Linked DNA regions of Homo sapiens: regions 1, 3, 4, 5 and 6 are each linked to region 2. A link is a loop called in an ENCODE intact Hi-C map of the cell type or tissue named here. Cell type or tissue: endothelial cell of umbilical vein. All regions are shown on one strand. Region 1 overlaps PRKCE (protein kinase C epsilon). Region 2 overlaps LOC101926974 (a long non-coding RNA gene). Region 3 overlaps PRKCE (protein kinase C epsilon). Region 4 overlaps PRKCE (protein kinase C epsilon). Region 5 has its middle 100 kb from the start of EPAS1. Region 6 has its middle 72 kb from the start of EPAS1.

Evidence for each region. Hi-C counts contacts between places; a loop is a spot of excess contacts. Peaks named below come from ENCODE experiments on the same cell type or tissue, not always from the same donor. Only the 100,000 strongest peaks of a DNase experiment are listed, where the experiment ranks them.
Region 1: it touches region 2 in a loop (2.6-fold over the local background); 6 of 110 quality-filtered maps call a loop at or near these places.
Region 3: it touches region 2 in a loop (3-fold over the local background); 5 of 110 quality-filtered maps call a loop at or near these places.
Region 4: a loop joins it to region 2, with 7 times the contacts of the local background. A loop is called at or near these places in 7 of 110 quality-filtered maps.
Region 5: it touches region 2 in a loop (5-fold over the local background); 8 of 110 quality-filtered maps call a loop at or near these places.
Region 6: it touches region 2 in a loop (3-fold over the local background); 3 of 110 quality-filtered maps call a loop at or near these places.

What each region holds. Positions count from the first base shown.
Region 1 is chr2:46,071,485-46,076,484 of GRCh38, forward strand. The region is part of intron 10 of PRKCE (protein kinase C epsilon); the gene reads left to right. Among named protein-coding and RNA genes, the nearest start is that of EPAS1, 220 kb to the right of the region's middle. In endothelial cell of umbilical vein, no CTCF peak of the experiment used is centred here; DNase peaks (open chromatin) are centred at 2,247, 3,247 and 4,977; H3K4me3 peaks cover 1,179 bases; H3K27ac peaks cover 4,160 bases.
Region 2 is chr2:46,273,897-46,278,896 of GRCh38, forward strand. All of the region lies in intron 2 of LOC101926974 (a long non-coding RNA gene), which reads left to right. Among named protein-coding and RNA genes, the nearest start is that of EPAS1, 21 kb to the right of the region's middle. In endothelial cell of umbilical vein, no CTCF peak of the experiment used is centred here; DNase peaks (open chromatin) are centred at 215, 2,255 and 3,745; H3K27ac peaks cover 4,422 bases.
Region 3 is chr2:46,177,194-46,182,193 of GRCh38, forward strand. The region is part of intron 14 of PRKCE (protein kinase C epsilon); the gene reads left to right. Among named protein-coding and RNA genes, the nearest start is that of EPAS1, 120 kb to the right of the region's middle. RefSeq lists an enhancer at 2,055-2,555. In endothelial cell of umbilical vein, no CTCF peak of the experiment used is centred here; a DNase peak (open chromatin) is centred at 2,198; H3K27ac peaks cover 1,378 bases.
Region 4 is chr2:46,095,106-46,100,105 of GRCh38, forward strand. All of the region lies in intron 11 of PRKCE (protein kinase C epsilon), which reads left to right. Among named protein-coding and RNA genes, the nearest start is that of EPAS1, 200 kb to the right of the region's middle. In endothelial cell of umbilical vein, no CTCF peak of the experiment used is centred here; DNase peaks (open chromatin) are centred at 2,856 and 3,686; H3K27ac peaks cover 2,166 bases.
Region 5 is chr2:46,194,874-46,199,873 of GRCh38, forward strand. No RefSeq gene overlaps it. Among named protein-coding and RNA genes, the nearest start is that of EPAS1, 100 kb to the right of the region's middle. In endothelial cell of umbilical vein, no CTCF peak of the experiment used is centred here; a DNase peak (open chromatin) is centred at 2,368; H3K27ac peaks cover 1,236 bases.
Region 6 is chr2:46,223,051-46,228,050 of GRCh38, forward strand. No RefSeq gene overlaps it. Among named protein-coding and RNA genes, the nearest start is that of EPAS1, 72 kb to the right of the region's middle. In endothelial cell of umbilical vein, no CTCF peak of the experiment used is centred here; DNase peaks (open chromatin) are centred at 1,981 and 2,891; H3K27ac peaks cover 1,692 bases.

The DNA of each region.
Region 1 (5,000 bases), 200 kb before region 2:
CAAGTTCATGCAGCTTGTTCACGCAGCTGAGCTAGGATTTTAACCCAGGCAGTCAGGATTCCAAGGCCAAGTTTGGACCCCTATACCACACCAATGAGAATGAAGGATGAGGAAAGCTATAGGAAACTTTAAAAACGTCCATGGAAGGAGTGCCCAAACAGGGACTGACTACAGTCAAATCATGAACTGTTTCAGTTAGGTTCCCAGGCATTTGTGACATTACCCACTCTGTTTAGATAACGAATTTATGTGTTTAGAGAGACCAGCCTCCTATCTGCATTGTCAGCCATCAGTCTAAATCAAAGCTTCCACCCAGTCCTGAATCTCTCCCTTACTTGGTCTAACCACCTTTCCAAGTATTTAGGAACAAAAGATTTGTGAACAGATTAAACACAGGCTGCTTTTGTTCCACTCCTACAGCTACCTATGCCTGCTTAATGCGGACTACAGGGTGTAGACTGGAGTCTGCGCTCGTGTATTTTAAACACACGCGGGAATTCAGCACCTTCCTCCGACAGCACAACAATGGTTCAACAATTCTTCACAGAAGACCCCGCGCTATTATAGCAAATATTTATAAGTTTATCTCACCACACTGCTCAGTGTTCAGAGTAAATCTGAATGGAAATATGGAGATCAAAGAATTTAATAATTTAAAAAACCCTTTCACGCTTTATCTGTCATCAAATGAAAGTATTAGTGAAGTGGTATGGAAATCCTCTTCAGCGTGCCTTCAGCCACCAGCTGTGCCACTTAAGATTTAAAACAATGTGATCAAGTGTTCAGAATCCATGGGATTGAGTTGTATGTTTACGTTAGTGTATTATTTCCAAGTTTCCAGTTTCCCCCGGATTAGCACATTTTAATTTCGGCTTTATTAAAGCAGTCAGAACATGAAAGGGGATTTAGCAGAGTGGAGATGTCAACCACGCTTTCTTGCCATCATGAAATGGTTTACTTGGTTCTGGGCAGCCATGCATATGAATCCAACAACATGTCTATAAGACTAAAAGTCAGCCAAGTGGGACAAGAAATGCAATTATGGAGTGAAACCACAGCTATCTAAACACGGTCGGGACCTTCAGGTCCTCAATTTGATTTCATATGACCCTACAGTTATGAAAACCCAACACAGCATAGTATCAACTAAACAGTAAATGCTTTAAATGCTAGGCATTCCTGGAGTGGCTCACATAAGCCCAGTATGGTGTTAGGCATTGTAGAGACATGGTCAGATACAGGAGACATGGCCCTGGGAACTCCATGAGATACCTCTTGTAGGAAGCCATGGTTTTGATGGGGGTGCACTTTGTCCATCAGTGTGCTGGGATAGAAGACTAAAAGCCACTGGTCCAAGAAATGACTCTTTAGTTAGATTTACCAACACATGAAATTATCAGAGAAAAATGCAGTAGAATCACCAAATGTTCATGTTAGAAGGCACCCCAGCAGCTGCCTAATCTGCTGGTTCCCAAACCCCACTCATCAGTAGGAAGTACCTGGGGAATTCAAAAATAAATGCACATTCCCAGGGCCCACCCCAGAATCAGAAGCTCTGATAGAGGGGCCTGGAAATCTGGATGCTTTAAAATGCTACCAAGGGGTTCTAAACGTCCACCAGCTCATCTGGTCCAGCCTCTCAGTGAACAAAGAGTATTTCTGTTCACAGCCTTGCAAAAGTGAACATCCAGCCGAGGCCAGCATCCCCCAGGTTGGAAGGAACTCATTGTAGAACAAGGCAGCACGGGTCCGATGTTGCACAGAGGATTGGAGTTACTAGAGGTTTTTCTTCTAGTGTAATCAAAGGAACCTTGCTGTAACTTCTACCCACTGGGCTTAGTTTGACCCTTTGCAGTGACACAGACCAAATCTCCTTCCAATGTGGAAATCCTTCAAATATTTTAAGAGTTTCTCTTCAGTTTGTCCTTTGTCTGATACTTATTTGCCCATTCATTCAGTTCAGACTGCCAGTCTCCTCTAACACTGGATTTACTGGGGCTGGCTGTTGCACTTCCCTCAGCTGCTTCTCGGAGGTCCTGGCTTCTCCTCGCCCTCCTGTTTGCCCTCAGTCAGCGTTCAGTGTAGTGCACAGTGTCTGACACCACACTGACCGTGTGGTCTGACCAGCAGAACCCAACAGGAGCAGCAGGAGCGGTTGCTTCCTGCATTCCAGGCTCTGTCCTGCTTCAACTGAAGACTGTTCTGAGACTAATCAGGGACCCAAACTGATGCAGACAGAAATCTCCGTGGCAGATCAGGAAGGGAAAATGTCAGTGTGGTTGAATTTACCAGGCATGAGTCACGTCCTGGTAAATGAATACATCTGGGGATGGAAGAGAGACACCGTCCTTCCAGTATTCCAAGTGGAGAAATACTGTTTCACTGGATACCTGAGTAACTGCTGCACAGACCACGCTATGCACGTATCATCAGGTCTGCAAGCTGAACAGATGCTCTCACGTGTCATCTCTTAGAGGTAGGATCAGTCCTGGCTGCTATACTCAAGCAGGAAAGGTAAGAGGGGGCAGCTTTTTTTCCCTCTCTTTGTGTAGTGTGAGCAACCTAAATATTTCCATCTAAGCAGGTTATGGTTCCTTCCCACAATTGAAGGGAAATATTGATGTGCCTGTTTATTGGGGGGTCAGCTTCCTGGCCTGATTTGCTTATCTTTAAAACAGTCACAAGAACTTTGCATATTCTTAGGAAAGAAAAGGGTAAGAAAAGAATCATTGTGTCTTGACAGCTGGTTGTAAAGTGAAGGAGTCAGTAAACAGGTTGGTGGTTTTATATACATGAGATTGAAAAAAGTTGCCTTGATTGTTTTTCCCTGAATCGGCTGGTCATTTTAATATCGATGTGGGCATGTTCTAATCCCCTGGTTAGTCAGCGAGATTTCTTTCTAAGTAGAATTAAGCAAGCAAACAAACAAACAAACAACAACAACCAAAAAAAAAAAAAAAAAAAGAAAAACACGGATAGAAAAAACAGCAGCAACAACAACAATAGCAGCAGGAGGAGCCACAATGAAATGGTTCAAGGATTGACCTACCCCAGGACTGCAGGTTTTATTTACTGCAGTATTCAGTACTTGAGCCTCCTGGAAATCAGAACTCCAGCATGACCTCTGTAGGTTTTGCTTTTTCTGTTGGTACAGGAACTGATAAGGTGACTCTTGAGTTTCTGGAATCAGAGTGGCAGCCACGAGGGCTGCGTAGGTTCTGTGTGAGGCCCAGCTCCAGCATCAGTGGTTGGAGACCAGGGAGACGCTTTGAGTTCTTCTTTACTGAGCTGCACGTGCACTGAGCCTGGACAGATGGGGATCTACAAGGGGTGTTTTGAGCACCAGCTGTTAGCCACCTATGTCCTGCCTGGGACACAGGAAGGTGTAAATGTGGGAAACAGGCAGAGTCTCATGCAGTCCCTACACCAGATCGTGGGGAATCGCCTGAGCTCACAAGAAGAGCATTGGTAGAGGGCAAGGCATTATGTGGGCTTTGGCTGGGTTGGGGAAATTGGATTAGAACAAGAATACTTTCATTTCTATGCTCAAAAATCTTTTTCTTTTTCTTGTTTTGAGACGGAGTCTCGCCCTGTCGCCCAGGCTGGAGTGCAGTGGCGTGATCTCGGCTCACTGCAAGCTCCGCCTCCTGGTTTCACGCCGTTCTCCTGCCTGAGCCTCCCGAGTAGCTGGGACTGTAGGCACGCACCACCACGCCCGGCTAACTTTTTGTATTTTTTAGTACAGACAGGGTTTCACCGTATTAGCCAGGATGGTCTTAATCTCCTCGTGATCCGCCCACCTCGGCCTCCCAAAGTGCTGGGATTACAGGCGTGAGCCACCGTGCCCGGCCCGCTCAAAAATCTTATAAGAAATATTTCATAGGTCCTAAACTTCGGCCGCAAACAGCTGGCTACTGGTGGCAACAGGTGCCAGTGAGCAACCTGTTGTTTGATTTCTATTTAAGTTATTTCTTGGCTGGATGTGGTGGCTCACACCTGTAATCCCAGCATTTTGGGAGGCCAAGGTGGGCAGATTGCTTGAGTCTAGGAGTTTGAGACCAGCCTGGGCCTGGGCAACATAACAAAACCCTCTCTCTACAAAAAAATATGAAAAATTAGGCAGGCATGGTCGCATCCACCTGTAGTCCCAGCTACTCAGGAGACTGAGGTGAGAGGACTGCTTGAGCCTGGGAGGCCAAGGCTGCAGTGAGCCAAAATCAAGCCACTGCACTCCAGCCTGGGCAACAGAGTGAGGCCCTGTCTCTAAATAAATAGATAAATTATTGATAGAATCAAAAAGGGATTTGACTAAGGCATCCTCTTGGCCAGAATGGGCAGACTGGAGCGTAAAACTTCTGCAAGATGATCAGGACACAGCATTGGGTAGAGGCCTGAAGCAAAGGTTCCTGAAGCCGTCCAGCTTTTCTGAAGTCCAGGTGAACAGCCAGGGACAGAGGACAGTAGCCAGAAGCCATGCCCCACGAATGGCAATTGATAGAGAAAGCAACCAGTGGGGCGAAACCAGGAGGAAGCCAGCATACTGGAAAGTGATGATTCAGCCTGGACATTGATGCTGGTCATGCAATGGAGGAAAAGAAAGAGTCTCTGCAAAACAGTACCACTGTGCTTTCTATTGGCTGGGTTCCCCTTCTAAAACCCTCCTGATTCTGTCATTTTCAAAGAGGAAACTAACAACACACCATTCCTGCTTAACTTTAGATGCTGCTATTGTTCGTGGCAGGAGATCGCTCTGGTGGTCAGCATTAACGAGATGTAGCCTAGCTGGGGGCTGCTCCATTTGTGCTGTCATATCATGTGATAAAAACTTCTTTTTCCTAAGATGTTGATGACCCCTGGAAAAGGAAAGTGTTCTCTGATCTATTGGACCAAAACTTTTCTTCTTTCCCGTGGCTTTCACACACAGATGGAAGTGAGTGGGACAGGGTGGCGGTAATTTGAGGTCATTCCCTGGGATAAGCAACTCTAATTAGAGGCAGGAA
Region 2 (5,000 bases):
AGGTCACTGTATCTTTAACTGGCTCATCTCTATGACCCAGATGGAGGGAGGGAGCTGCCTGCCTTGGGGACGTTCCTGCCTTACCCAGAATTCAGCCTAGCTCCCTGGTAGCTCCTTGATACCTCCCCGTCTGCCCAGAGATTTCCTTCAGGAGACTGTGGAAAATGGATGAGGGCCTGGGGTGCCTGCTGACTCATTTTGACCCTGTGTAGTTACACCGGGCTGAGGACAGTGGCTAAGTCAACACTGCAGCTTCCAGGACTCAGCCAAGCGTCTGTGCATGTCAAGAAGCCCTAAGTAACTAGCACTGGGTGATTTTACAACTTGGTTAAACGCAAGCTGTCACTTCCATGGCTAGTGGATTGATCATTTACCAATCTTTAAAGAACAGTTCTGTCAAGCAAACCTAACCAATCCTTCTCTGATGTGTCAGACATATTTCAGGATCTCTTGGGATTTCAGAGTACTCTTGGAACTATCATTCCCATTGCACAGATCTGTCCACTAAAAGAGTAGGAAGCTTATGGGAAGAGCTAGTGCATTTAGTCTAGAGAAAGGTTGACTCAGTCTACAAATACAGGAAGGGCCAGACAAATTTGGTCTCTCCCAGGGAGCAGAACCATGTCCAATACATGGAGGGAGGGAGCTGGCTGCCTTGGGGACATTCAAAGAAAGACTGTATATGCATCAGCCAGGATGCATAGAGGGAGTGTTTATGTCTCCCATGAGGGCTGGTTTCCAAGACATTCCCACCTGTTATGGACTGTATTCCCCCAAAATGTATATGTTGAAGCCGTAACCCTCAATGTGATGGTGTTAAGGAGCAGGACCTTTGGGAGGTGATGAGGTTTCGATGAGGTCATGTGGGTGGAGTGTCCATGATGAGGTTAGTGCCCTTATAAAAAGAGGATGAGATACCAGAGCTTCCCAGCCTCCAGAACTGTGAGAAATAAATGTCTTTGACTTAAACCACCGAGTCTAGGGTATTTTGTTACAGCAGCAGGACTGGCTAGGATACCACCCACGAGTCCTTAATTTCATGGAGGTTAAAGAGATGGGGCTGAGTCTACACCAACCTTATGAGATGCCCTGAACATTATAAAAAAGAAAGAAAATTTGCTCCTTTGTCTCCTCTCAAAAGCAGGCAAAAATTCCTATGGTTTGTACTTTCATTGAATTCTGGATAAACAGCAATCTGACAAATCTTCATGTGTTTTCCTGGGATCTGGAAGGTGCTACTTAGCGATGGCCTGGGGGCAGAGGTATGCTGGGCTTCACTGTATCTTATGAGTCTATGAGCATTCTCAAAAGTCCTGCACTCGGAGATTGTAGTGACAGGTAGAGACCCAAATTACCAGGAGGTGACATTGGCTGAACCACTACTGCCAGAGACCACCTCTCAAGTTTTCTTCTTTTCTGTTCATCCAACTTCTCCACCATCTAATTCATGTGGCAACAATTGAGGTCTAGGTCAGAGGCAAAAAATAAAACATGCAGGAGGCCAAGGAAGAAAGGCAGACCCTTTATGTGGGAAGAGCAAGTGGCTCTCTGCATGGTAAGCCTTGAGAGACACTTATAAAGTGCCTTTGTCCCCACTCCCACCCCATCCATGCTCCCTGACCCCTCATTCTGCAAAGCTCTGCCCCACCACACTGCCATGGTGCCTTGGTCTACTGACTAGTTATACAGCAACACCAAGGCTGGATCCAGGGTATTCATTAATTCAGCAAAGCTCCAAGTAGTCATCACAGAAAAAAATATATGAATCTTGTTGTTCTTCCTTATGTTTCCTTTATTTTTCCTTGAAGTGTTTTAAAGTTACAGAAAAGTGAAAAGAACAATATAACCAGCATCCATATTTTCACCACCTAAAACAAGCCTTCTTTCTCCCATTTGCTTCTAATCACTTTATTTTGCAATAAATAAACATTTCAGATAGAGCTAAGTGTCCTTGTATTCTTGCCCCAATCCTACTCTTACATATCTGTTTGTGTCTCTTTCTTTTTATATAAATAAATATAATGTAATTATAAAATTATGAATAGGTACTGGGACACTGGGATATTTTCAGTGCTTGGGGCCCTGTTTAGAGGGACTTTGGGGTCCAGGAGAGACCTGTCACTCAGCAATGAGGTGACCCGCTCCCTGGGCTCGTGCCCAGCAGCCAGTAGGGCCTTGTGACCTCAAGCTCTCTCTCCTCCAGGCGGGAGAAGGCCAGGCAGGCTAGGGCTGCTTCCTAGAAAGCTCCGCCCAGGCTTCCCCTGGCTGGCTGGGGGGAGGCGTTTCCGGGACGCAAGACCCCGGCAGCCTGGCAGGGCCGCCCTGCGGAGGAAGCGCTTTATTCTCCGAGTGGCACGTTCGCCCCAGGCCGTGCCAAGTGCCCCGCTGGGCGGCAGGGAGTAAGGGGAACCCGCGCCACTCTGGGGGGCCCAACTAGGCCTTGGGGTTTGCAGGGAAGCCCGAGGGCACTCATTTGTTGGTGCCCTAATGATGGTAGCATTTCTTGCACACATGCATACGTCTTACAGCTCTGTGCTGGGCACTGGAATTACAAAGACGGTTTCTTCCTTCATTCATTTGTTCCACAGATAGTCATTGAGCCTCTACCTGTGCCAGGCACAGTTGTAGGTGTAGGGGAAACAGCTGGGGAACAAAATATATAAAGGTCTTTGCTCCCCTGGAGTCACATTCCAGCAGACACAATGAGTAATAGACATAAGAAGTGAGCATATTCTACTGTAGATGTTAAGTGCTATGGAAAGAAAAAAAGAAAGAGGACAGCAGGGTCGGGGAAATTAATAATAGAGGGGGGAGTGGGGAGAGAGTTGCCAAATTAGGTCTCTGGGGGAAGAGCATTCTAGGTAGAAGAAACAGAGCATGAAAAACCCTGATATGGGAGCCTGCCTGGTAGAATGTGATTTATGCAGAGATGGTTTCCTCCCTCAGACACTTGAGCCTCATCTGGACTCTCTAAGCTCCCCTAGAGGAAAAAATGTAAAATTTCCCTAAGGCAGGGCCCACAGTGAGTGGCCACATCTGAGCTCCAATGGCTACTATGATCTGCAGGATAAAATTTATACACCTTGGGACACCCACAGGTATCCTCATTATCTGGACCTCGTGTATCACTCCAGTTCCATTTCCCACCCGTTTCTACTTTCTCCCCTGAAGCTTGACCCGTGACTTCTGGTTCTCTAGGTGCACCATGATGCTTTATTTAGGCCTTGGCTCAGAGCATCTCCTGGAATGTAATAAATGTACTTTGCTCCTACCTGCATTTACCCGAGAAGCCCTTACTCTCCCTTTAAGACTCTGTTCAACATCACCCTCTGTGAAGACTTTTTTCATTTCCCTCTGAACATTCCAGCCCCATCCTCTGCTTGTTTGACACCTGGCACAGACCTCAACCGGCAAGTGTCTGGCTACATTGCAGCTATGCATTGACTTGTCTGTGGTCCCACTGGATGTAGTGGTTCTATCTCCCTCACCTCTGTGTCCTCAGCATCCAGCACCTGCCTCGTGCAAAGTAAGTCCTCAAGAAAGACATGCCAGGTGACTGAATGGGCAGTGCTTGGTTGCTCAGGGCCCCTGAGAGGGCCCCGGAGGCCTGCACCAGGCAGCACCTGGCCTGTCTTGAGCTATTTAACAGACTGTATTCACAGCTGTGAACTCCCGGGACAAGGATTTCCTGTGGGTGAGGGACTGGCGGGGAGAAAGGCCCTCCTTTTAACCACAGAAAATGGCAGGCTCGGGGGCATTGTTATCCAAGAGAATAGGAGGAGCCGCCCCTCTCCCTGACCCCACCCTTGCCCTGGGTGCCAGTCTGTACTGGTGCACAACTCCTGGAAACTCTGGTCAGAAATGTGCTTCCTCTCCCTCCCCCAGGGACTCTGAGCACTCCTGGGGCAGTGGCGCCTCAGCTGCTGAGATCAAGGTACACAAAGAGTGTGCTGGGCTGGTGGATTGGCCACCACTCAGCCCCCAAGGCCTGCCCAGTCTTTCCTTGAAAGTCCTTCGCCACTGGTCCTTTTCTTCCCATTCCCACCTCCACAGTCCTAATCCATGCCCCTGGCATCTCATCTGGATGGCATGAATGTCTCTGACTCACCACCTTGTCTCCAGTCCCTACCAGTTCCTACTGTCTCCTGCCAATGTTTAGAATCACCTTCAGATACCTCTTTTCAAAGTCACCTCTTTGTTTGGAAATGTGCAGCAGATGCCTCTCATTGTCCAAAGGACAAAGTCTGGACACTCAAACCTGGCATTCTTAGTCCTTTGCAAACTGACCCCAACTCTCTTGTGTGTACTTTTCCCTACTTCTCCCCTTCACCAGCCTCCTTCCAACAGTCTACACACTGTCCCTCAAATGTCCCAGCTCTGTGCTTTACCCGTCCTGAAAGCCTTTCCCAATCCTCTGTGGCAGTCCAGCCCTAACAATCCTTCTGCACTCCCAGACAGTCCTGGCTCAAGCCATGTCTGAGCTCTGTGTCCTTTGTGCATATACCTCTACAACAGTTATTTGATAACCAATTGGATGGTCAATCTTGAAAACTTTTAAGGTCCCTTCAGTCCTGCAGTTCTATGCTACCATATGTTTTTGCTGTTATTTTTCACAAGTCTGTCTTAGTTCTCCATTTACAGAGTAAGAAACCTGAGGACCAGACCTTGCCTCATATTGGTCTGCATCTTCTGTGATATAGTAGTGCCTGGCACAGGGTAGGAGCCTCAATATGGGTTTACTAATGGAAGATTCCAGACCCCCATCTGCAGGTATGGCCATTCTCAGTAGTTCCCTGTTCAGTTCCCTTATGCAGGGGCTCTCACATACTTGCCTTCTGAAGGGGAGCTGATAAATATATACATATCAATACGTACATATTAATATATTTGTCCTCCAAAGGGAATCTGCATTGTGAAAGGTATCTAGAAAGAACATTCAGCTTTAGTGGTGGGATGCCAGTTACCAGTGAAGGCAAAATGCTTGGCATAGGAACCTTCCT
Region 3 (5,000 bases), 97 kb before region 2:
TCACTTGAGCCCAGGAATTCAAGACCAGCCAGGACAACACAGCGAGATTTCATCTCTCTACTTTATATACTTAAAAAAATTTTTTTAAATCAATTTCAGAAAAATAAGATTGGAGTTTGTATTAGTTGCCCAGGGCTACCATAACAAAGTACCAAAACCTGGGTGGCTTATCTAACAACAGAAATTTATGATCTCATGGTTTGAGGCTAGAAGTCTGAAATCAAGGTGTTGGCAGGGTCTTGCTCCCTCTGAAACCTACAGAGGAATCTTTCCTTGCCTCTTTCAGCTCTGGTAGCCACAGACTTTCACTGGCTCGTGCCACACAGCTTCAGTCTTCACACATATGTCCCTGTGTCTCTTCCCTCTGTGCATGTCTGTCTCTGTGTCCAATTTCCCCTCTTATAAGGACACCAGTCATATTGGATCAGGGCCCACTCTAATGACCTCATCTTCGTTTGATTACGTCTGCAAAGAACTTATTTCCAAATAAGACCACATCCTGTGGTACTGGGGGTTAAAACTTCACATATCTTTTTGGGGAGACACAATTCAACTCATAACATGGTAAAATTGGATTGATACAACTAAGATAGTGTCAATGTTTTCTCATAGCTACTTAAGAAATTATAAAACATTGATACTATCTTAGACAATGTTAATGTAATTTAAGGGTTCACGCCAAGTAGAAAGTAACACCACTGCACTTGGCACTGTTCAGACCGCAGAGGCAGGAACTGAGCAGTCACTTCTGGCCACTACCAAGGATATGGATTTAAAAAAAAATGGCTGGGCATGGTGGCTCACACCTGTGATCCCAGCACTTTGGGAGGCTGAGGCAGGTGGGTCACCAGAGGTCAGGAGTTCGAGACCAGCCTGACCAACAGGGAGATACCCCATCTCTACTAAAAATACAAAAGCTAGCCAGGCGTGGTGGCACATGCCTGTAATCCCAGCTACTCAGGAGGCTGAGGCAGAAGAATTGCTTGAACCCGGGAGGCGGAGGTTGCAGTGAGCCAAGATTGTGCTATTGCACTCCAGCCTGGGCAACAAGAGCGAAACTCTGTCTCAAAAAAAAATAGAGCACTGCCATGGACTCCCAGTAGAAAGTTCCATGGGCAGTCCAGTGCCAGATGACCCCTCTATACATTTTGACCTGTTTACTGTAAAGAAAATCCAAAAGTATGAACATTTCTTGGCTAACAAAATTATAAAGAGGAAGAAGGGATGACAGATGATTATGTTTAGAGAAATTTTTAACTTGAGAGTTAGATTCTCATTTTTGCCAGGCAGGGCACTATGCAGTGATACCTTCCTTATTTCATTTAACTTCACACATCAGTATGTGTGTGTAAACATATACACATATATTCTTTTAATTCGAATGTATGGCTATGAAGAATATATGTATCTATATGAGGATCTAGTTAATGGTGAGGAAGTGTTCTAATTGTTTAAATTCTTTTTCTTTTAGAATATTTAAAAGAGAAAAGTGGAGCATAGACAAGAATATGGACATTTCAAAGCTAGGACGGACTTGGGATTTGGCTGTTATAGTGACTAAAATTATTTCCGGCCAATGAACGTTAAGTATCTGCTGTGTGCCCTGCCTTGCAGTAGGTACCTTGAGGGGTATGATGGGGAATATAATACACATGAAATAGCAGAAGGGGCTAAATGCATGATCCAGACAGTGCCATAGGAGCCGGGAGGAGGGCAGGGTGGAAGGAGACTGGAGTTACGGAAGTCATAAGAAGGAGCCTCACGTGGGACCTAGAAGGATGCTGGCATTTAGGAGACCACGTAGAGACAGCATGTCTCAGTTCAGGTCACACCCCATGAGGCAGAGGACCTCTGGGTTGGGGTCACTATGCTACTTGTGCTGTTGCTGTCACGCCAAGCAGAGTTAAGGGGGAAGGCAGGGACCAATAAGGCAGCCACATGAAAGCTAGCCCTATGCCCCAGCCTGTAAGATCAGGGAGTTTTCTCAGTGCTTTAAAACAAAGTCATCTGTTGATCTCCTGGGAATCAGATGAAGACAGAAGCAGACACTGCTGGCTCCTCCGAAAGCTCAAGTTTATGACGTCAGCACAGTGAGGGCTGTGAGAGATTGTGCTGGCCAGACAGGAAGTAAGCATTGACGCTGCCTGCCTACCTCTGCCCTGGGCTCCCAACACCACCACAGCCGCTGAGTCTCTAGGCCTCAGAGCTGCCTGAGCTCTGAGGCAGGCCCAGTCTCTGAGAGGGATCTGGACTGACCTGAAACTCTTATTTCCTCCCTTCCTGACTACAGACACCAAAAATGTGCCCTTCCCCCAGAGTCAGTCCCAGATTTCTCAAATCTAAGACCTTATTTCTGAAATGATGCCAGAGGGAATCGGAATGTTGTTTTCCTCTAACATCAGCCACAGGGGTCAGACATACCCACAAAGTCCCTAAACATATCTGTCTTGATGGAATTTTCCCAAACCCTGGTCGAACCTGTTTGTTTCTATCTTGTGTCAGCAATTAGAAAACTCTAGTGCCCCAAGTCCTGGGAGAAGAAATTTCATTAATTGGGCCTAAGCCTACCTGTTTTGCAGACCCCATGGGCCTAGTGATGGTCTGGGATGCCTGGCTCTAGGCCCTTCATGAATCAGACTACAGCCATCCCCCCCAACTCCCTGCCTCCACTTCCCAAAATCAAAACACCCCCTGACAGCACAGCAGCCCCTGACCCTGAACCCAGATCACGTTACTGGCTCTAGATAAAGTAGCAGCAAGAGAGGTGCATTTATTAATTTTTTCTAGCAGATATCTATGGAGTATGCAGTATGTGCCAGGCATTGTGCTAGGCTGGGGATAGAATGGTGAGTTCAACCCAGTCTCTGCCTGCAAGGAGCTCATAGATTAGTTGAAAAGAAGAGGCCTCCTCAGTGTGGTGAGTACTAAGTTAGGAGAGATGGTGAGGGCACCCACAAGAAGCTTTGCTCAAGCAGCCCTGGAGGGATGAGGAGGGTTCCTGAAGAAAGGGCATGTACATGGAGGTGGGGAAATTGCATGGATGTGGGGCAGAAGGCAGGGATAGGGGAGGGCATTCCAGGTAGAGGGCTAGCTATGCAAGGCTGGAGGCAAGAGAAAGCAGGAGGAAGCCCCATGGTTGGGCAGTGCCAGGGAGATGAACCTGGGGGATGAGGCAAGGACAAGCTCCTGAAGGGCCTCAGAAGCAGGTGAGCGAAAGAACTCAGGACTTTACCCCAAAAGCCGTGATGTGCAATGAAGCATCTCAATTGCTGGAGGAAGCACTAGGATGTTCAGGCAGGCCCAGGCTCAGTCCTAGTTCAGGATTTGGAGGCACAGAAAGAAAGGTAAGACTCAGCCCCTAACTTCAGGAAACTCACTGATGGGCAGATACCATGCACTGTGTTGGGAAACAACCAAGCTGTGCATGATGCATGCCCATGGCACACGAATGCTAAGATTTGAAGGCATGATGGGAGCTATCATTTATTGAGTGCACTCTGTATGCCAGGTTCTGCAGAAGGAACCTAATATCACATCTCACTCAGTCCTCAAGGAAACCTATAGTGTGCCTGTTACCACCCCCGTGTGACAGATGGAAAGACCACGGCTTAAAGAGGTTAACTTCACAGCGTCAATAACCAGGAAAGGATGGCACCAGAATGAGCTCAGCCGGTGATCTTCCTCCTACTCTATTCAGCCTTCCCTAAGTGTGGGCCAAAGGTTGTAGAAAAGGCTTCACGGATTAGGAAGGGACTGGCGAGTTAGAATGTTGTTCCCTGTGTCCCACTGTCATCTCTCAGGCTCTGCAGTGGGGGCCAGGAGCCTGACATTTAGGCATTAGGGGAGGCAGGGATGACTGAGGATCAGGATAAACAAGTGTCTCTGAGAGCCTGCCCCTCAGAATCTTTAAGTCGAGTCCAGTGCCTGCTCTGTGCGGGAGGTAGCAGCTTTTCAAAGAATAAAATCAGCGAGTAAAGAATATAATCTGCAGTTCTTTGCAAATTTGACGATGCTGTGCTGCCTACATACCATTAATAGGGGATGGGTTTTCCCAGAGATGTTTGCTTTGGAAAACTCCCAAGCCTCTACTGTTAACAGTTAGAGATTGCACATAGTGGGGATGGTTATTTGAATTAGAAATGGGTAACTCACATGCACCTGAAATGTCTCCAAGTAAAGTAGGGTAGGGGCCAAGTTGTATAAGGAGATGGGTGAGCCAAGTCTGTAACGATCATGAAGAATGGCATACTCTCTCAAATGCCACAGATGATTCTGGAACCTCAAGAATCTCAGAGCTGAGCTAAATGGCTCTCCAAGATAGCCCACCATGGAGCTAAGGTCCTCTGGAATGACACCACTAGCAGTATTGACTGAGCCTGGTTCCCTGATTCACAACAGCAAGTCGTGAAATTCAGACATCCTGTAGGATCTAGCTTTACCACTATGCTCAGTTGACCTCAAGAAATGAAACCAGCTTCCATGATTAACAGACACTAATGACCAACAGGTGAAACACAATCAGGTAAATGGGGAGAGCCAGTGCCAGAGGGCTTACAGATTTTCTGAAGTTCTTCATACACAGGTTCCCCTCATTAGCAGCCATCTGGGAGGGAGCTGGGGATGATTCTGAAACCTGGAGAATCCCGGTCACTATATCATACATTAGTTGAAAAGAGGGAGCCTCCTCAGTGTGGTGAGTGCCAAGTTAGGAGAGATGGTGAAGGCATCTCCTGCCTACACGCCTTGTACAGCCAGCCCTCTGCCTGGATTATACCGGTCTACCACATACCTGGGCAAGGCTCGTCCTTAGTGACGTTACAAATGGAATATTCTTCTTGCCCTATTCCTTGACTCTCTTTTTCTCCTTACTGCCACCCCTACTACTCCATTATCCCCTTCGGCTCCAGCTCCCCCGGCGTGGATGCTCCTGGCTTGCCTTCTGGGATGATACCCAGGGCTTCCCTAATTGTTGCCACAGCCTACCCAGCCCGCTCCTCCCT
Region 4 (5,000 bases), 180 kb before region 2:
TTCTGTTTTCTCTTTCTGGAACTATCATTCAGATATTGGACTAGTCAACTTGGGGTTCACTGTAGACTAATCTGGGTGGCCCACTTAGTTGGGGAACCTCAGACTATCACTATTTCTAGGCCTTTCCTCTTGGAGTGCTTCGATTACTCCCAGAGTCCTGCCTAAAGGGAGACGGCCTGGTGGCCAGCATCGCAGGAACCAAGTGAAGCCAGATTAGAGGACCCGGCTTCCAGAATACACATGTTTATTTAATTCTCCTGTGTTCAGTACTATACCCTCATGCCCATCTACCCCCACTCCATGCTTAGTCTAGAGATCCTGTTTCACTTCTCCAGAGAATAAACCTCTAGGGACAGGGAAGGGGCCGTGCCAAGAAGAAAAGAGAATCTGGATTTATAACTAGTTTTCAACCAAATCTCTCTTTTCTCTCGCTCCACATCACCCTCATCTCCAGAGTAACTGTTACTGCATATTTCCTGAGCTTTGGGGATAGGAAGATGGAAATTCTGCAGCAAAAATTTCATTGCTCTTGACCTTCCCCATTGCTGGTTCAGGATTCAGTTTTCTTGGATCTACTAATTCAGTTACCACTCATCCGTTTACTTTCAAGATTCCAACATTGTGTTGCATTCTTTTCTTACTCTCTCCATCTTTGTGTGTAATTTTGAGAAGGAAAGTAAAATAGTGGTGAATATTCAATATCTACAGTCTTTATCCAGAAATGAACAAGAATCGTAATAACAGCAGCAACAACAATAATAGCAAAACACTTATTTAGCCTTTGTGTAGCCAGACACTATTCTAAACACTTTGCACATGTTACTTATTGAGTCATCACACCAACCTTATACAGTAGAAGCTCTTACTGTCCACTGGATTTACAACCTTTCCAAAAAGGAGATGTTGCCACATCCTACCACCATCACTGGCACTGTGTCAGGTCACCCTGTCCTCTCTGTTGCCAGTCACAGTTTTACATGGGAAGCAACATTGTATGTTGGAGACAGCACAGAGTTTGAGGTCAGAAGAATGAGGCTGAATCCTGGGTCTGCCTCATCTTTGTTGTGTTTTCCTGGGTAGAATAATTAAACTGTTTGAAATGCAGTTTTCTCAGTGTTCCATGGGAATTATAATGCAAACCTCTCTGGACTGCTTTGAAAATTACATGAGAAAACATTTGCAGAAGTGCTGAGTGCAATCTTTGACACCTAGTAAGCTCCATTATTATTGGTTGGCTAAACGGAGAACACAGTTCTGGAGTCAGAAAGTGAATGGACTGAATCATGCCCCCAACCCCCAGATTCTTATGTTGAAGCTCCAATCCCCAGTACCACAGAATGTGATGGCATTTGGAGATAGGGCCTTTAAAGAGGTAATGAAAGCAAAATGAGGTCATTGGGTGACCTAATCCAATATGACTGATGTCCTTATAAGAAGAGGAGGTTAGGACACAGACAAGCACAAGGGAAGACCTTGTGAAGAAACTGGGAGAATACAGCCTTCTGCAAGCCAAGGAGAGAGACTCAAAAGAAACCAACCCTGCCAGCACCTTGGTCTTACACTTCTAGCCTTCACAACTGCAAGAAAATAAATTCCTGTTAAGTCGCTCAATCTGTAGTTTTTTGTTATGGCAGTTCTAGCAAACTAATACTGAGAACCTCAGTTCAAGTCCTAGTATTGCCACTTACTAACTGTGTAATGCTGGGCAAATGACCTCATCTCTCTGAGCCACAGTTTCCTCATCTGTAAAATGGCTCCACTAATGTATATTAAAATAAGAGGGCAAGGCCTGCGGACTTGGCATAAATTGTAATAGTTAAATAAGCTACTGGGCATAAAAATGTCTCTGGGGTTGTTTAGGGGCTCGGCCAGTGCCTGAGGAGTTACAGGTACCCCCACGATGGTGGCAGTGCAGTAACACTGCAGTCTGGGAGGAGCAGGTTGGTGGATATGTGAGTCTGTGTCTCTTTTACAGGCTAAGGGCCCAGATCTCACAACCAGGTGATATTTTATTCTTGTGGTCACTTTGGGACCCAGGGACAGGATATATTGACACTGATAAACGTGCATGACGGTAACCAATGGGCTGGAAGGGCTGACAGATCTGCTTGCATTATAAAGCTGCAAAGTCGGCAGGGTGCAGTGGCTCACACTGGTAATCCCAACACTTTGGGAGGCCGAGGTGGGTGGATCACAAGGTCAGGAGATCGAGACCATCCTGGCTAACGCGGGGAAACCCCGTCTCTACTAAATATACAAAAAAAATTAGCCGGGCGTGGTGGCGGGCGTCTGTAGTCCCAGCTACTCGGGAGGCTGAGGCAGGAGAATGGCGTGAACCTGGGAGGCGGAGCTTGCAGTGAGCCGAGATCACACCACTGCATTCCAGCCTGGGAGACAGAGCGAGACTCCGTCTCAAAAAAAAAAAAAAAAAAGCTGTGAAGTCTGACTTTGGTGTCTTGACTTCCCTGTTGGGCTCCCTTTGCACCCAGCCACCTTCATGAGAACCCGGCCCAAGCCCTGGTCCCTATGTGACCTGCTTCAGCAAAGAAGCTGCCTTTGGAAATGTGCACTTTAGTTATAAAAGTCATTCTGTCCCTCTCCCATGTCATATAGATGAAGAGCTTGTCCCCTACTAAAGGAATGCCAAATACCAGCATGAGTTTTTCAGGAGTCATCACTTTTATATGGGTCCAAATCTACTTGAGGCTGAGACTATCTTTATCCCAAACTGATTCCATGCAGTGTTACCTGCCAATGACAGTTGGGGGGTGAAAGCATTGTGACCTAACAAAGGGGAAGGGAGGAGGAGAGAGGAGAGCCTGAGCTGGCTGGGATGAAAGCCAAGTTTACATTCCTTGGAGGAAGCCGCGTTATTGCTGACCAGCTTAGAAGTAGAATTCTGACTGCCTTTGACATCAGAGGTTTAGAGCAAACAGGAAGTTTGGAACCAAAGGGAAATTCCTGATTAAATTTGAGTGTTTCAGCTAGTAATGTGTGTTCAGAGCAAAAATTATGAGGGACCCCGTCATCTCTTATTTTTGTGTCTTTCATGGTAGCTCATATAGAACTGAGAACCCATTATAGTGGTTAAGGGCACAACTCTGGAACCCCTGGTCTCTAACCCTGCCTCTGCGCTCATTAGATCTGTGATGTTGGGCAAAGAACTTAACTTCCCTAAACCTCAGTTCCTTCATCTGTTAAATGGGGTTATTACTCCCCCCCCAACCCACACAGAAATATTGTGAGAATCAAATGAGAGTTAGTACAAGTAAAGCAGTAACAACTGGTTCTAGTACAGAGTAATTGCTCACTAAACATTAATTAATGTTATTATTATCATTGTTATTTTGCAAGTGGCTGAGTGCACAGTTCATAAGATTCACTTTGTCCATCTCAAAAATGGGGATGAATGTATCCTGCTAGTTAGTAAACTGATGAAAACACTTTGTCTAGTTAGAGGCCTCCAAACAAGGGCTAATTTGAGGTGTTGGGACCTGTCCTATATAGGGGAATTTGACATCAATATATTTTATTTTATGACTATGCTGTGTTCTATAGAAAGTAGATGCCTTGGAACAATTATTGCTGCAATATATTCAACAGCCAGTACTGAATGCTCCAAGGCTTAGTCATATGATTTTTGTTTCTTCAATGCCTTTGGCTATTGAATCATTAGATTGAGCTACTAAAAATGAGAATTGTTTCAGCAAACAAGTGGCAGCTTTGCCGTGGTAAGCAGAGTCCTGTGTGAATGTTTGAAGTTGGTCTCTGTGGTCCCTCCCAGTTGGCCATGTTTGTTTCAAGATGACTCAGGCTGGAGGTGGGGTGAGGAGGAGAGTGGTAGGGGGTACCATAGTGAGCTGAGGTAGTGGAGACTACACTTAATTGGCTTTGCTTCCCTCTGGTCATGCAGCAGCAAGCTAAGGATTCATACTGCTAATTGTTGCCACCTTCTCTCTCCTTGCTTCTGGGTCTCTTCTTCCAACATTCTTGGCCAATTCATTCTGGTAAGCAAGGAGCTGGGTTGCTTTCTTGCTCAGAAGCCTGCCATGACTCCATTATCCCAAGACATCCCCACTCTTCTGCCACTTACTCAAAGCCACCCATAAGCTGACCCTGCCCCTAAGCTTCCTCTCTGGGGTTTATATACTGATCTCTTTCTACCCCACAAGATGACCCCTTTCTATCTCCTCAACAGCTTCTCCAGCCAAACTCCTCTTTGAGTCACTACTTGAGCCTAACAGAGGTGCTCATTGACAGGCCTTTGACACACCCATACACAATGTGCATTTATTACCAAGATCTTAAGCATCAATAGTCACAATACAACATGTTTCCACCACCCTGTACCTTTGCTTAGGAATACCATACCTTTTCCTGGAATAAGGTATGGTATTTTTTTTTTTTTTACGCTAACTTTTCATCCTTTGAGATTCAGCTTCAGATCATTTTTCCTGGCTGTTAGTTATTTCTTCCAGCGAAGTTAGTTATTTCTTCCCCCTGTTAACATTGCATCTGCTACCTTATATTCTAGCACTTCTTATACTGCATTGCAACTATTTCTTGGTTGACTGACCCTACAGAGTTTCCATAGGTTATGATAAATGTATAGTTATACCCAGTGGCCCATGATTTCTTGACTAACCTATTTACATTTATCGAGAAAACTCCAGGGAGGTGAGGGGATTTTCTAAGCATATTTGGCTGCAGGATATATTTTCTAATGGACTTCTCACTGGACCGCTCTTCCCCTGGGCTCCTTTCTGTGTGCATGGCCCTATTTCACCTGTCTTTTTAGTCTTCACAAGGTCTGGTTGGTGAGTTGCTGCAGTGGAAAGAATACAGAGTTAGGAATTAGGGACTAGAACTCTAATAAAGCTCAGTCTTAGTTGGGTGTCCTTGGGCAAATGACTTCTCCTTGCTGGGTCTCAGTTTTCCTACCTACAAAATATGGTGGCCAGACTGGATGATCTAGCTCTGTGATCCTAAGATTGTTTGGT
Region 5 (5,000 bases), 79 kb before region 2:
GAATAGGGCTCCTTGGAGTCCTGGCTCCCAGGAACACGGCTGCCTGGGGAAAGCTGGCCCTGCTTGTGGGCTGCTCCTTCTCTTCCCACTCCAAGCTGTGTCTCACACCAGTAGGACACCCCAGTCATCATGTCCAGATTCCATCCACACTCCTTGGCCAAGGGTGCACGTGCTGGGGGTTGGGTCACCCTGGGAGGATGGGCCCAAGGACAAAGTCTGTGCAGACTCTGACAGCAAACTCTGGACCATGAGTTTGCTCATGGCAGGGAATTCTACATCCTAGGTACCCAGAGGTAGTCTAGCAGCAGGGCTGCTGGCTGCAGCTGCTGGCTCCTTGGCCCTTGGAAAGGGGGAGCAGCTAGGGAAGGGATCCCTCTAAATTGCAGGGCCTGGGCAGAGCCCCTCCTGCCTGGATCTAGGACTGTCCTGAGAAGGTGGCATATGCTATGGAGAAAAGAAAGAAAACGCCGAAGAGATCACAACGTGGGATGAAGTCGTTGTGATTTTCCCTAGGGCTGAACTATATTTATATGTAATTAAAAGAATGAATGAATGAATAAACCAATGTACAGTCATTCAGGGCTCCCAGAAGCATCCCAGAGAGAAGACTGTTAGGATGAGGGGTGGGAACCGGCCTGCTGAGATTCACTCAGCCTTCCTCTTCCTGCTGGGACCAAATCAAATAAATAGACCCTCCCAAGGACCCTTCTTTGGCATTTGATCCCATCTGGGTGGTGGTTTTTCCTGGAGCAGAACAATGTTGTGATCATAGAATTATCGGCCACCCTCAGCTCTGAGTTCCCAGGGCTCCAGCAGAGCATGGTTTTCTGAGAGCACTTCCCCCAGGAATACATTCACCCAGGGACAGCAGGCCTGGCTCTGCCTTCACCCCAGATCTTTACGTGTGCATGCATAGAGACATTTTCACATTATTTCCGGATTTCCTAAATCTACCTCACTCCTACTTTATTGTCCTGAGAAAGGCAGGAAGGCGAGGAGGAGAGAACAAGGAGAGACTCAGGTAGGAGGAGAAAGTCTACAAGGGCAGAGTCCGAGGCAGGCTCAGCTGTGTCCAGCTGTTCCCTGCTCAGATGAGAGCGGGCCTCAGGCGGCCTCTGTTCTGGGCGGTTGTCAAGTCACTCGGTGCCTCCAGCAATTCAGCTGCTCCAAAGAGGCACCACTCCAAAGGGAAAGGTGAGGGCCCATCTTAATGGACGCTGTCCACCCAGAGGCAAGGGTGGTGACACAAAAGACAGCAGGCCAAGGGCCAGATGGAATCTGAGCAAGGCTGGGCTGGCGGGCCCTCCCCGCCCTCCCCTCCAGCCTTCCCGTCTAGGCCAGCTCCTCCGCACCTGGACCCACCATGGGGATGGGAGCTGTGGGCCTCATCTGGCCAACACCTTCTTAAAAATTGTGGTCCGTGTTAATGACCTTCGTAAATGGCCTTACTTTCTACCCACTCTCTCCCACCTGTGCAGGGGGCTATTAATCTGCACTCTATGTTGATGCTGGGGGTTGGGGGTCCTAGGTGATCCCTGGCCGGGGCAGAGGAACTGACAGAGTCTAGCATGGTGGGGATAATGGGGACCAAAGTCAAGGCATGTGGGGCCAATCAGGAAATTCCATCCTCTCCCGATCCTCTTTGCACTCACCACCCAAAGAGGCAATACAGGAGAGCCAGAGCTGGGCAAGTGAGGGGCTGGGGACCAGCATGTGCCTGTAGGGTCGTAGAGAAGGCAGGAGCAAGGGCTTGGGGAGGGGCAGCAGCACCAGCCTAGGGCCTTCACTTTGGCGGAAGTGGAGCTGATTGCCTTGTTTGGGGAACAGATGTGCCTCTGGACCCTTCTCCCCCTGCACTCAGTTGGAAGGAAGGAGACTGGCTTCCACTGGTGCCTGGGAGGGGCTTATTTGGACCCCATTCTAGAAATGAAGGCTCTGAGGTTCAGAGAGGCCAGGAATTTGTCCAAGCAACATACCCAGCCTCAGGGACAGATGAGCAGTCAAGCCTGTGATTTGAATCTGGGTCTGGGTGGCGCCAAAGACCCGGCTCTTTCAACATGCTTCTGGTCACCATGCCAACATAGGTCCTGCATACTTTTTGCTTTTCCTCTCCAGAGAACTTTCACCTCCATGTGAAATACACACAATTGTTTGAGGTATGATTATGCTGGTGTTGCTCCCTCTAAGGGCTCTGGATGTGAACACAAAGGCACAGCCAGGAAACAGGCTGAGGTGTCCAGGGGTTCTTGCTCTCCTTTCCCACTCGTCTCTGTGGGCCACCTCCTACCAGAGCCCTGAGAGCTTGTCCTCAAGTCCAACAAAGCCTCTGCCCCAAGACACCCTGCCCACCATCAAAAAAAGAAACCATCCTTATGGACTGTTCTAAGCCGGAAGCTGAGTTTTCAGTTCACTGGAAAACAGGAAATGCCTCCAAGGGCCTGAAGTCTTTTTAGTGGCTGTGCCCTTCATGCAAGGGCTGTCTCCCAGGCCAGCTGCTGAGGACAGCCCTAGAACCAGGGCTATGACAACTCCAGCCCGGAGAGCCAGTTCCTTGGTGCCACACCTGAGCCCCCTCTACCCCTGGAGAAGGAGCTGACCCCTCCATCCTCTGCTCAGGACAGTGGACCTTTTGTACTAAGGCAAGAAGGCTTGGGATGTCAGGGATGCTGCGCGACGCACCAGAGAGGTTGATTAGCATTGCAAGAAACAAACAGTGGCCATGGACTGACACCACCCCAACCTAAGGCTGGCCTCTTACTCCAGCCAGATTGACTTCTAAACCCCATCAGAGACAGGCTGAGCCTCAACAATGACTGACTTCCCCATCCTAGCTACAGGCCGACCCTCTAACCTTGACCTTGTCAGAAACCAACTTTTAATCACAGGAACCTAACCCTGGCCACAGACCAAACCTAAAAATTTGTCAGCCTCCTCATTCATTCTCAATCATTGATTGAGCTGCTACTGAGCCCAGCACCACCCACGCAGCCCCTGCAGCCTCGGGTGGGGGTGGCAGGCCCCTCATATGAAGCTCTAATCTGAGGCTGGTTGTGAGTGGGGATGGGGGAGGAGAGCAGAAGTTTTGTTTGAGACCTGATCTTATCTCTGTCTTGCTACGTGACCTTGGGCTGGTCACATCATCTCCTGGGCTGGGCTCTCCATTTGTTCTTCCACAGTGGGGTGACAGGCCTAGATGGTCTCCATGTCCCTATCCTCATGGCACCATGTCAGTAGGGGAAAGCCAGGAGTGATCTAGAATGGAGGTATCATGGTCAGGATTGATGTTACTCTTGGAAGTAGGAAGATATAAGAGATCAGGAACTTCTGCTTTTGCATAGTAATTAATAGGGGTTAAAGGAATTCCTCCATTTGAATGTTGTTTTCCTGGTTCTGCCACAGCCTCTGGAACCCTGACTGGATGCCATTGATTCTCCTTCCTGCCTCAGCTTTTCCATCTGTAAAAAGAGGTGTGACATCAGCAGTTCAGGAATTTGGAAGGATGGACAGATGGGCCTGTGTGAACATGAACATCTGCAAATTCAGACAGAAGACTTCAACTGGAAGACAAAGTCAGATTCTGACTATGTATGTTGCTCATCCCAAAGACAGGAGCAATAGGATAATTTGCAGTGACGGCCCTCCAAGGCCCAGTGCATGAGTTGTAGGGTTGCAGTTTAATTCCCCAGACAGCACCAGGATGGGGGTGGGCAGGGTGTGGGTTGGCTGAGGAGGGGACAGACTCTACCTGGAACCTCCCATGATCTGCCATCATGTCCCCGAGTAGCTGCACACTGCCTGAAATTCCACTCTCAGGGAGCAGCAATGCGATGTGCAGGCACCGTCCTGACCTGGGACTGGAAATGCACCCTATCACCTGTTAGTGCTCACCTGCACAGGGCCTCATCCCTATACCAGTCCTCTTCCTCCTCTCAGCTGAGAGCAGGACAGTGAAAGAAGAGGCAGATACGGACTTGATAAAATCCATAAGAGCAGTTGAAGAGGGATAGTTCTAGAGTAGCAGTTCTCAAAGTGAGGTCTGGGAACTCCTGGGCATCCCTAAGACCCTCTCATGAATATATTAGTTGTCCAATGCTGTGGAAGAAATTACTCAAAAGCACAGCAGCTTAAAACAACGAATATTTATCTGCAAGTATCTCACAGGCAGTCAGGAATCTGGGCAGGCTTAACGGATGCCTCAAGGTCCCTCACAGGCTACATTCAAGAGTTCAGCTGAGGCTGCAGTCTCATCTGAAGGATCTACTAGGGGAAGATGTCCTTCCAAACGCATTGCCGTGGTTGTTGGCAGGATTCAGTTCCTCGCTGGATATGGGCCAGAGGTCTCCTTCAGTTCCAAAAAGCCAGTCTTATTGTAATGTAATCGTCAAAGTGATATCTCACCACTTTTGCCATATGTATTCCTTAGAACCAAATCACTAGGTCCAGCCCACATAGGAGGGGAGGGGTTTACACAAGGATATGAATGTTGGGGGGCAGGATCACTGGGAGACATCTTAGAGGCTGCCTAACACAGGATCCATGAGGTCCTCGCTTTTCCAACTGCATATCTCTGTGATGCTGGCTTTTCGTCATATGCTTTGACCAAAGCATATCTTAAAGTATTTAATGCAAAAGCAGATATAAGAATCCAGCTGCCTTCTACTCAGCTGCACATTAAAGAGATTTATAAAAATATAAAACAATGCCGCTATGTTGATAGACACAGCTCAATAAATACAAGCTCTTCGGGGCCCTCATAATTTTTAAAAGTATAAGGTGGTCCTGAGGCCAGTTGTGGTGGCTCACGCCTGTAATCCCAGCACTTTGGGAGACCAAGGCAGGCGGATCACCTGAGGCCAGGAGTTCGAGACCAGCCTGGTCAACACGGTGAAACCCCCATGTCTACTAAAAATACAAAAATTAGCCAGTGTGGCGGCGGGTGCCTGTAATCCCAGCTACTAGGGAGGCTGAGGCAGGAGAATTGCTTGAACCCGGGAGGCAGA
Region 6 (5,000 bases), 51 kb before region 2:
AAACCACAATGAGATACCATCTCACACCAGTTAGAATGGCGATCATTAAAAAGTCAGGAAACAACAGGTGCTGGAGAGGATGTGGAGAAATAGGAACACTTTTACACTGTCGGAGGGACTGTAAACTAGTTCAACCCTTGTGGAAGACAGTGTGGCGATTCCTCAAGGATCTAGAACTAGAAAATACCATTTGACCCAGCCATCCCATTACTGGGTATATACCCAAAGGATTATAAATCACGTTGCTATAAAGACCATAAAAGTTATGCAATTGTGGTCTCTTTCTCTCTCAAAATGCATAAAGTTTTCAGACTGTGGTTGACCATGGATAAGTTAAACTGCAGAAAGTGAAGGTGTGGATAGGGTTGGGGGAATACTGTGCAAAAAAGGCAACAGGAGGGATCGTTGTGGCGATGGAAGTGTTCTGTATCTTGACCGTATGAATGTCAATATTCTGGTTGTGATATTGTACTATATGTTTGTAAAATGTTACCACTGGGGAAACTATGCAAACGGTATATGGAATCTCTCTGTATTACTTCTTGCAATGCATGTGATTCTACAATTATCTTAAAACAAAATGTTTAATTAAAAAAAAACCCACAAAACTTGACTGTTCCTCAAAACCTTCACTGAGTTAACCACTTCCTCTTTGAAACCACCTTATACCCTATACAACACTGATAATATAGTATTATTGCCCTTCCATGTTCTACTGTAATTAGTCTATCTCCCTTACCAAACTGTGAGCTCCAAGAGGAGGTTTTAAAGGCAAGATATGTTTTGTTCATCTATGTATGCCTAGCATCTAGTAGTGCCTGATACATTGAAGATGTTTTGTAAATGCTTGTTGAATAAAACTGGATGTGACAGACATAAAAAAAAAAGACACATGCACACGTTTATTGCGGCACTATTCACAATAGCAAAGACTTGGAACCAACCCAAATGTCCATCAGTGATAGACTGGATTAAGAAAATGTGGCACATATACACCATGGAATACTATGCAGCCATAAAAAAGGATGAGTTAATGTCCTTTGTAGGGACATGGATGAAGCTGGAAACCATCATTCTCAGCAAACTATCGCAAGGACAGAAAACCAAACACCGCATGTTCTCACTCATAGGTGGGAATTGAACAATGACAACACTTGGACACAGGATGGGGAACATCTCACACCAGGGCCTGTCGTGGGGTGGGGGGAGGGGGGAGGGATAGGAGATATACCTAATGTAAATGGTGAGTTAATGGGTGCAGCACACCAACATGGCACATGTATACATATGTAACAAACCTGCACGTTGTGCACATGTACCCTAGAACTTAAAGTCTAATTTAAAAAAAAGAACAGTGCTTTTCAGAAGAAAGTGATATTCCTCTGCTTTAATTAAAGACATGCATGTTTTCAGTAAAAAAAAAAAAATTGGTTGTTACCTTTTCTTAATATTTTAGTGTTTTTTCTGTGTGTGTGTGTGTGTGTGTGTGTGTGTGTGTGTGTGTGTAGCAAGCAGGTTATTCTGATGCTGACTACTTCATCATGATCTTAAATAGAAGGATTTAAAGATAAAGATGAGGAAACCTCCAGAAAAATTGAATGAAGAGACATTGAGATAATAAATAGGAGTAAAACAATTAGAAAATCAGAGATCTAGTTCAGGAGATCTAACACCCAATAATTAGAGGTTACAGAAAAAGAGTATATATTAATGATCTATTTGGGGTGACAAATTACCTCAAAACTTAGTGGCTTAAAAAATTGTAAACATTTATATCTCTTTCAGTTCCTGTGGCCACGAGTTCAAGAGTGACTCAGCTGAATGGTCTGCCTCAAGGTTTCTCATGAGGTTCAGCTGGATGTTGGCCAGGGCTGCAGTCTTCTTAAGACTGGCTGTAGCTGGAGAATTTGCTCCAAGGCAGCACACTCATGTGACTAGCAGGTTTATGTTCTTTCTCAATTTCTCACTATGTGAATCTCTCCACAGGGTCACTTGAGTATCTTCATGACATGACAGCTAGCTTTTCCCAGAGAGAGTAATCCAAGAGACCAAGAAAAAAGGTGAAAGGTCTTTTATGACTACCCATTGATGTCATCCATTGTCACTTTCACAATATCCTACTGGTCACACAGGTCCTCCCTTTTAATGTTGAAAGGGAGTACACAACAGCATGCATAGCAGGAGGCCAGGATCATTGTAAAGGGGCAAAAATAATCAAAGAAATAATAGAAGAAAATTTCCTATATGAGAAGAGCATGAAGTTTCTACTGCGGTGGATTAAAATAGACTCTACTCCAACGAACAACAGCATGAAATTTCAGAACACTGAAAGTCAAGAGAAAATTTCACAAGATTCTAGGAAGGAAAAAAAGGATGTCACATACCAAATGTTTAGAATCAAAATGGCTTCATAGGAGTGGATGCAGTGGTGTGCCCATGTAGTCCCAACTATTTGGGAGGTTGAAGCAGAGGATCACTTGAGGCTAAGAGTTTGAGGCCAGCCTGGGCAACACAGAAAGAACCCATGTCTAAAAAGAAATAAAGAAAAAAATAGCTACATACTCCTCAAAGGCAACATTGTAAGACATAATATATAATGTCAAATAGAATAAATGAAGACATATCCTAAAGCAATATATTTAAAATTCTGGGAAAAATTACTTTAAACCTATAATTTAATACCCAAGTCAAACTATCAATTAAGTTTTAGTGTAGAATAAAGACACTTTAAGATATGCAAGTTAAAAAAATTATCTCCCACACACCCTTTCTCAGAAACCTTGGGAAAACAGAGGATTCAGGAAACAAGGGATTCAATACAAGGAAGAGGAGAAGGAAATCCCCAGAATGATGAAGAAAGGATTTCCCAAGACAACAGCTATGTGCCAAGTGCAGAGGGCAAACAGAACGGACTTTAAAAGGGCAGAAGATTCAGGAGATTGTTTCAAGGTTAAATTGATAGAACACCTAATGTGTTTAAACACACTGAGAGATTTACACAAGTGGGGAAGAGTTTAAAGTTGAACTACTTCAGATAGTGAACTTAGTGATAAATTCTTCAAAAAGGAAGGCAATGGAAAAATAAGCATTAATTCCAGACAAAACAATAAACTGTGCAGGAAAGGTAACACAACCAAAGTTTACTATATATCTCTGCTGCAACTGGCATTTACAAAGTCATAAAAATGTGAACACAGAATACTGATCTAGTGAAAAATCATAATATAATTATACTGAGAGGGCAGAGGAATGAAAAGTATGCATGTATGTGGTGGTGCAGACCAGGGATTAAAAGACAGCTAAATCTTCATTTTCCATAGTGGGAAATCAATAGGTACTATCTTGAACTGAAAAATCAATAAATAGCAATATAAGCATGTTATTTAGAGATGTGGAATTAAATACCAAATGAATCAACTATAGTTGCTGAAATTGGTTGCCTCTGGGGAGCAGGAATTAATGAAGGGTATGGCAAAATTTGTGCTAATTTTCTTAATAAACCTCATAAAACTGGCCTATTCTTTCAACTATGTTTGTATAAATTTTCATCAAAATAAACCAAAAACAATTAAACTTGAGAAAAATAACGGAAAAGCAGGGAGTAGTCAGTTGTTTTGAACACTGATGAATAATCAAGAAGATAAGAACAGAGAATGGTTCATTAAAGGTGACAAGATGTAGATCATTGGTAACCAGAGGAGTAGTCAGTGTGGAACCCATTGGTAACCGGAGGAGTAGTCGGTGTGGAAACCCCCTTAATATTCAAAGAGAAAAATACGCAAGGGATATAAATAGACATCACAGAAAATAGGTATATAATCATCCGTAGTCACATGAAAAAATACTCCATCTCATTCATAATAAAAGAAATGCCAATTAAAGTGATATGATATTTTGTAACATATTGGCATCAAATAAAAAAATAATGTACTCGTCATTGGTAATGGTGAGGACAGAATGGCAGCCTCATACACAGTATATGAGAGTGTGAATTGGGAAAGACTTCACTGAAGGCTAATTTGGAATATCTATGAAAATGTATAATTCACCTGCTCTTTGAGTAACCCCTCTTCTGGGGTTTTATACTACAGATAAACTCATGGAAGTATGCAGTATGTTTGAAGATACTCAGTGGAAAATAATACAAACGTCTCTCAGTACAGAACTTGCTAAACAAATGATACGTTCTTCCCACAGATTACTAGGTGCATCATTAAGAGTGGCTGTTCTGCACGTGCTCATGTTGAAAAGGGGACAAGATATCTTAATTCAGAAAAAAAAATGTTAATAGTATTTATAGTTATGAGTCTGCATGTGTGACAAATGAAGACAAGTCATTTGTAATGATCTGGCACCTACTGGATGGTCAATAGAAAGTTCTTAGCTACTGTTCCTAATGCAAGCTGTAAAACTAAACAATGATTATGATTCCAAATAAAAATGCATTGGATAATAAAGCTCACTTGGCTGCAGAGGTCATGCACATCGAACTTTACATTTTTCTGTGTGATTTACAACAGTTTTGCTGTTCTCATTGATCAACTTAATCATGATTAAATGTAATAAATTTGAACTTACAAAATAATGTAACAGTCTGCTGTCATATGTTTTGTATGTTTTGCCTATTGGACTTTTTTTTCAGAACAAGCTTTCTTTAAAAGTTATATAATTCTTTGGCTCAAAGAAAAAACCTAGAAAATAATATTCCCCACTGACCTGTACTTTCCTGACCCAGCAAGCCTTCAGCAGATTTGTCTTGGACTAGAATTCAAGACACCTGGGTGCCAGTCCTGGCTCGGCTACTCAGTAGGTGGGTGACCTTGAGCAAACCCTTCGGCCTCTCTTAGTTCTTCTTAGCTGTCGTATGGGATACAGCGCCTTTCCTATCTACCCTGTGGGACTACTGTGAAAAGCAAATGAGGCAACAGGTATATAAATTTGTAATCTGTGAAAGCATGCACATGAAAGAACTTTTATTTTGATAGCTAGAAGTATCCTCT